2 separate regions of the Homo sapiens genome follow, and region 1 is linked to region 2. Evidence: chromatin contacts called from ENCODE Hi-C or POLR2A ChIA-PET data. All regions are on one chromosome and are shown on one strand. The core of a region is the stretch at or near the end of the contact, and the rest is flanking DNA. Distances in the headings are between cores, read along the strand shown.

Region 1 (3,805 bases), core at 626-3,125, 92 kb after region 2:
ATCTGAGCCAGAGGAGACCTATGAGGCCATCTGTTCCCATAGCTCCATTGTACAGATGAAGAAACCATGACCCAGAGAGGAGTGTGACTTGCCTCCAGTCACCCAGCTCCAAAGAGCAGAGTAAAAACCAGAACCCAAGCCTTCTGACTGTGGACCAGTATTTTCATCTCAGTTAGTAATCAGATGTTCTGCTCTGAAAGGCCTGATAGCTTAAAGATTGGAACCAGCCCTATGCTATATATTTTTTCCCCTCCTTCTACCAAGTAGTTAAAATGAGTATCTTTTTTTAAGAGACTGGGTGTCTCTCTGTCACCTAGGCTGGAGTGGCGTGACCATGGCTCACTGCAGCCACAAACTCCTGGGCTCAAGGGATCTTCCTGCCTCAGCCTCCCAAGTAGCTGGCATTACAGGTGTGAGCCACCACACCTGGCCCAGAATGAGTGTTCTTAATTGCTTCATATTAGGAAGCTTTTGCACTTGGCTCAAAGAATCAGAAAAATAGGGCCTCTTTGTGGATGGTATAAGTGTGGCAATAGGCCAACACTGACCACCTCCCATAGTCCAGACACTTTACATACATTATCCCCTTTAAGTCTCACAAGGGCACTGGGGGCATTTCATCCCCATTCTATGTATGAGGCTCAGAGGAGGTCAGTAACTTGACCAAGACCACATGGAGCCAGTACTGGGACTGTCTAATTTCAAGTCCATGTTCTTTCTACCCAGCCTCTTAGACCCTTGCTAGCTGGAAGCCAGAGAGACCTGGGTTAAGTTCCTACTTCCCCATTTATTTACGAGGAATCTCACCTTCCTAATGCTAGGGCGAGGCCTGGGGCACAGTAGGCACTTAAGAAATAGTTGTTGAACTGCAGCTTGGACAGGTCTGCCCTGTCAAGCCTCAATTTCCCTGGGTGGTTATAGCATTTCAACACATTGTGCAAGCTAAAGCAGTTCATGTATGTAAAAGTGTGAGGCAGATAAGATCACTGTTATTTACTGAGCACTTACTATGTGCTTGATATTCTCAGCATTTTATGTGGATTTTCCCATTTAATTGCCATAAAAGCAGTAAACACTGAGATGGATACTTTTGTGATTGTTTCCATTGTACAGATGAGCTGGGGCAGGTAAAGCATAAGCAACTTGCCCAAGGTCACACACCCAGTGAGTGGAGGCGCCAGGTCTGAATCTCAGGCAGTGACTACAGAGCTTGCCTCCTTCCCCACAGCATGGTCCTCCCTCAGTGCTGCCGCCCACTAAACCCAAGTCTAGTTGAGGGTGGGGAAGAGAGACACATGCAACTGAGGACACAGAAAGGGAAAGCAACTTGTTTAAGGTCCCCCAGCAAGTGAGAGGTCATAAAACCCAGCAAAGACTTGCTGTCTAAAGTAACACGGGGCCTTGGTCTTTCAAAAGTATTCCCTCTCTAATGGAGAAGGACACGATGTCCTGGAAAGTACTCCTAAACTAGAGACGGTCACCAGGAATCCCGACTGCCTGGTGGACTCCATGGCTTTCCTCTTTGGTCCTTGCCTCTCACTCATTTGGAATCATTCCTTCTCTGGATTGCAGAGCAGAAACCAATATAAATTTGACCCAGTCTCTAGAAATGTTTACCTGGCTAAAAATATGCCAGCTTTGTCATATTTTTAGCCACATTTAGATTTGAAGTATATGAATTGCCCACACCCATGTATTAGGCATGAACTGTTGGTACATTTTGTAACAGGACCTGCTAGTTTTCCATTCCAAAGAACTGGAATTCAGTCAGAAATTTGTCATTTGCAAATACCAACTCTCGCTACATTCCATTGCTGTTTTTAAGAGTGTCTCGTCACCTGGATTGTGAGGAAGCAGGCCATGGGCGAGGCCAGGCTGGCTGGGCTGCCTTGGTGCATTCCCCAGGTCTGGTGGCTTCTAATCGACCTCTGCCTGGCTCTGCCGAGGCCCTCGCCGTTCTGCGGTGTGTTGCCTTTGGATTAGCATAAGGGCAGACAGGGTGCTTATTTTAGAACTGGAAGGAGAGGAGATATATCAATAAAAGAAATGGGAAAGGAAAAATCCCTTCAGTGGTTTAAAAATATCTCTTCCTTAACAGGCTAGATTATTTCATTTCTTAAAAACAACTAGTAATTTTCTCCTCTGAAACAGCATTGGAAAGAGAGGCGTGTCAGACTAAAAAAGGAGGGGCTGAAATGGTGGCCTGTAGTTTTCACTCCCCTGTCCTGTTCCTATAGGATAGGTTATTTTCCCCAGTCTCCCAAAGCCTTCCTATTGACTCTGGAACCTTAGAACTATATCACAAAGACTCTGTTTTCTTACCCCTTCATTTTGAAGATGAGGATGCCACGCCTCAGGGCCTTTGCACTTGCTGCTCTTCCTGCATGGAATGTCTTCCCCAGATACCAACAGCACTCACTCCCTCAGCTCCAGTTCTTTGCTTTGATGTTACCTTATCAGAGAGGTGCCTTTCCTGAGTTTAGAACTGACTGTGAGCTGCCCACAGTAGAATGTGGGAATCAGGGTTGCCAACAGGCACGATTCCACTTTGTTTTCAGATTTTCTTTTTTATTTTTCTTTTCTGCCCACTTTTTGTGATCTAAACACTTGCTAACAAAAGTATGGTCTGTGGCCTGGTTGTAATGGCATCACCTGGAAGCTTGTTAGAAATGCAGAATCCCAGGCCTTGCCCCAGACCTGCTGAATCAACATCTGTATTTTAATAAGATCCCGGATGACATATACAGAAATGAAAGTTTAAGAAACAGAAGAGCATTTATGCCCTCAACCCCTTCAGAAGAAGAATCTAAGAGAAACCCCATCCCACAAAGTACTGTCGCCACCTCTGTCTGGAGGCACAGGCCCAACTGCCTCAAATAACCCCCTATGGTTGAAGATGGGAGGGATGGATGGAGTCACCCTAGAAGAGGACCTCATAAGACAGACTTCCGAAATCCATAGCTACTCTGTTTCTTACATCTCTCATGTTGCTTAGGGTAATTCACCTGTACACTGGGCTTTGTAGCTAATGTTTGGTCACCATGACCAGAGACTGTTATCTACTTGGTAGCTGCAGAGGGAAGGGAAACCCAGTCTTCAACCTGGGAGTGCAGCAGTAATTAGAGGGCCTTGACTCCCCACTCTGCCAGGTGTGCCTGGGCTGGTTGAGATAGCACCTTTCAGGAGCTGGAGGTAGTTCCATCCAGCCCGTCTCACAAATGGCTGTGAATGCCTCTCTAGATCCTTCAGCAAAGACAGGTCAGCTATTCCCACAGTCTGAATAGAAACCAACTCCCACAGTCCTTTGCTGTTTGGAAATCTTCCAGTTCTTGAGTCCCCCAAATCACATTGCATCATTCTAGCATGTGGTTATGTAGGAGGCAGGATGCTTCCCAGGGCACCAGTGGGAGGGGCTCACTCCCTCTCCATTGCCTTGTCTAATGCTCAGGGAAGCCCTCTCAATGGGCAGGTGCTGTGCAAATCTAATCTGCCTGTGGAGGCATTTCTTTCAATCACCCTGCAATTGTGCATTGATTTGGGGAAAGCCCATTGATAAGAGTAGAGCAGAATAACTGAGCTCCTGAATTAGGCTGCTTGATGAAATTATTGTCTAATGCTGATGTTGGAGCCTTTTTCCCTTGTTCTGTGTAAATCAGGGCTATTTTAAAGCTGTCACATGATCACTGATGCCATAGAAACTGCCTGACCTTGTGCACACCTGTGTCTCAGTCAGGCATGGACCACCACAGGTGGAGGAAGAGGACTTAGTGACAGAGGTGTAGCTTCACTCCAGAGTCTGCACGAG
Region 2 (3,375 bases), core at 875-3,374:
AACATGCGGTGTTTGGTTTTTTGTCCTTGTGATAGTTTGCTGAGAATGAGGGTTTCCAGTTTCATCTGAGGGCCTTTCCAGCTTTTGCCAAAACAAGATTCTCACCTCATAAAATGCCCATGTAAGACAGAAAGCACAACAAGTGTTTTTTTATGGATTTAGGGCTATCTTTCCTTTTGTATCTAGAGTCACTGACTACCTTTCCCCTTCCTACCAAGACTAGTGTGCTCTCATTACCTCCCCTGGCCTCTACTTTCTCATCTAGCTAAAGGGAACTCTCACAGCACTTCACTCTCAGTGTTTTAAGGAGAGACTTGCATTCAAAGCTGATGAAAGCAAACCCCCGGCACTGAGTGTGGCACCTAGAAGGCACCCTCTGAGTGGTGGCTGTGGTGCCCACTAGTGTCCCAGGAGATGGATGCCTCCATGGGCATCATGCCTGGCTTGTGGCTGGAGTTTGCAATCCGAGGGCAAGGATTGCTCAGTGATTAGGAGCCTGTGTGCTGTCAGACATCTAATTAGCCATCGTCTTCCCAGGAGACAGCTCAGTTGTGCAATTTTTATTTCCATATTTTACACATTCTCCATCAGCAAGAGAGACCCACGCCAATCTTTCACCAGCCTCATTGTTTGTTTGCATTCCAGCTGTGCCAACTGCCCACTTCTTACTTTACTCTGGTTCCCACCCGCCAGGGAACATGCCTGTTGGCAGGCAGGGTGGGGGTGTGGGGAATAGCTATTACATGTCGCTTCAAAGGCCCATCTTCAAGACCAGCACACTAGGGACAGCTGTATTGGTTGGATTTCCTGCCTGGCACAGGGATCAGTGAGAGCACACCCCCATTACCATCTATTTATAGGGACGGTTTGGTGCGGTACAAAGAACATTGGGTTTGGCATCAAACAGGATTGGTCTTTTTTCTAGCAATTTAATTTACCTCTCTGAGCCTTGGCTTCCTTATCAGTTAAATCAAGACCTTGAATAATTCACATTATGAGGCTGTTGCAAGGCTGTATGCTTCCATACATATTTATTGGGTTTGTCCAAATGAAATAATGTTCATGTCTGCGCTTTGCAAACTGAAAGTGTTGTCTAGGTGGGAGTTATTCCACAATTGCAGACTGTCTTTGATTATTCAACGAGCTTTTATCAAGTTTAGATTATCCAGACTCATTATTATGAGATTATTAAACTGGCCAACCCTTCCTGCCTGCTGTTGCCTGTTTTGTGGTTTTCATTGTGGTCAGTTCAAAGAGGCTGATTCCTTGGAGCAAACTCAGCAGGGAAAGATGTGTCTCCTGAAGCTATTATTGATGGCAGTTGTTCCTATCTCATCGGAATATGCCTTCGACCTTTCTCCTACTTAGAAAACTACTCAGTGCTCTCCACTGGGCTAGAAACCACGGATGTTATAAAAGAAATATAAGCCTGAGTTCATGACTTCTACATGCTCCATCTAACTAGGAGAGCAAAAATCCACACAGCATTTAGCAAGCAGCTTTTATGTGCAAGGCACTGTACCCACATGCATTTTATCCAAACCCTTTAAGAAGATGTTATTAGTCCCACTTCACAGACAAAGAAACTGAAGCCCAAAGAGTTTGTCACTTTCCAAGCTCACACAGCTAGTCAGGGTGGAGCCTGAAGATGCTGCCTCCTTTTGAAACTGTACTACGACTGTCTATTTTGTCTCTTCCTCTTCTACATTCTAAGCTCCTGGGGGTGGGAGCTGGGTCTGTTCATCGCAGTGCCTGGCAGAGGCCCCTCAGAAGACAGCGACCACTGAGATAGCTCATTCCGTGCCCCCAGCTCCTCCCTGTCTCTCCCAACTAACCTCTCCTCCTAGCCACATCCCAGGACTTTTGCCTTCCCGATCTCCCTGCCCGCAATTCAGGGGCCTCTTCTTGGCTGCCAGGTTGTTGAGGCAAGTGAAGGCTTGACCTGGGCCTGGGGCTCCTGGCTAAGCTCCTGATTTTGTCTCCCCAGACAGAGAGGGAGGTCCCTGGCATTCAGGACACTGGGTCCTTACCTGCCAACAGGGCTAAGAGGTACTCAGCCCGCCAAGAGGCCGCGGTGCTCACAGCTGCCAGTGGAGACACAGCCCAGGAGGCCTGGTCAGTGGTTGCCTGGAGATTGAGAAATGTGTTGGCTCCAGCCTGGCTCCCTCATCTGAGAAATCAGGGGAACCTGACCCAACAGCCCAGTGTGTTTCCACAGTGTCTGGGGCAGCCGGCAAATCAGGCCTGCCTGACGGAGCTCGGGCCCAGGGAAAAGCAGCCTGTTCCTTCACTCTCCCCATGTTCACGGACTGCTGCCAGGGGAAGCATTTTGAGTGTTTGCTCAGGCTGGGACTGATGCGCAGGCCTCCTATCTCTGCAGGGTCTAGCCACCGGGTGTCATGGAGAAATGGGGCATGTCTGGCTTCGGCCTTTGCTCCATAAAGTGCACTGGGAGGACCCCTGTTCAGAAGGTAGGCCTAGTTTGGATTCCAAGCTCTACTACTTACCAGCTGTGTGGCCTCTTGGACAAGTCACTTAACTTCTCTGAGCTGCTTCTTTATCTGACAAATGGGGATCATAACAGCAAACTTAATAGAACTGGCATAGGATGGACTTATGAAATAATAAATTTAAACAGCCTAGCACACAGGAAATACTTCATAAAGGTATGTTCCTTCCTTCTGTCACACTGTGCCAAGGCTTCCAAACTTTTTCTTGCCCCTCTCACCTGTGTCCACAACATGCAGAGAGGCCAGAGCTCTGGCTTTGACACTGACCACCGTGGAGCAGGTTTGCTGCATAGGTTTCCCTGCACTGGGCCTGGGCCTTGGTTGCCACCACACTGCTCTCATACCCCCATTGTCCTCAGCACACACATGTGAGGGAGGTGGCATTGAGTAAATGTGTAGGTTATCATCAAGGAACAGCCCATCCTAAATGACAAGAACTTACCAACACAAAGAAGGAAACAACAGACCCTGGGGTCTACTTGAAGGTGGAGGGTGGGAGGAGGGAGGGGAATAGAAAAGATAACTACTGGGTATTGGGCTTAATTCCTGGGTGATGAAATAATCTGTACAACAAACCCCCATGACATGAGTTTACCTGTGTAATAAACCTTCACATGTACCTCCAAACCTAAAAGTTTTTTTTAATTGTGTAAAAAGAAAAGGAACAACCCCTCACAAATATATGTATTAACTGACTTCATTTATTCGTCCATCCATTCATTCGTTCCTTCAAAAAAACATTTACTCAACTGCTACTCTTGGAAGGGACACATATTCTGGACCCCAGGGATATAGAGGTGAGCAAATACAGCCCCTGTCCAGTGTCTAGGAAGTGGGGGAAATGGACAAGGGAAGAGGCAATTAA

What was found. A loop is a pair of places that touch in the nucleus more often than their neighbours do. ChIA-PET counts read pairs that join two places held with the same protein, here RNA polymerase II (POLR2A). Pooled maps may share reads with other maps.
Region 1: a loop to region 2 is called in a map of ascending aorta, with 2.2 times the contacts of the local background. The contact joins two enhancer-like sites. A Hi-C loop is called at or near these places in 7 of 168 maps with a recorded cell type or tissue (MCF 10A, Right ventricle myocardium inferior, ascending aorta and 4 more) and 9 of 50 pooled maps. POLR2A ChIA-PET finds 5 or more read pairs at or near these places in 2 of 52 experiments (AG04450 and MCF 10A).

What each region holds. Positions count from the first base shown.
Region 1 is chr11:19,724,081-19,727,885 of GRCh38, forward strand. All of the region lies in intron 1 of NAV2 (neuron navigator 2), which reads left to right. Among named protein-coding and RNA genes, the nearest start is that of LEISA1, 11 kb to the left of the region's middle. Within about 2 kb of position 1,876, at least 14 of the 41 ENCODE cell types and tissues checked have a DNase peak (open chromatin) inside an H3K27ac peak, as active enhancers do; they include ascending aorta, where a contact is called at or near this core.
Region 2 is chr11:19,631,346-19,634,720 of GRCh38, forward strand. It overlaps a transcript of NAV2 not described here. Among named protein-coding and RNA genes, the nearest start is that of MIR4486, 58 kb to the left of the region's middle. Within about 2 kb of position 2,125, at least 11 of the 41 ENCODE cell types and tissues checked have a DNase peak (open chromatin) inside an H3K27ac peak, as active enhancers do; they include ascending aorta, where a contact is called at or near this core.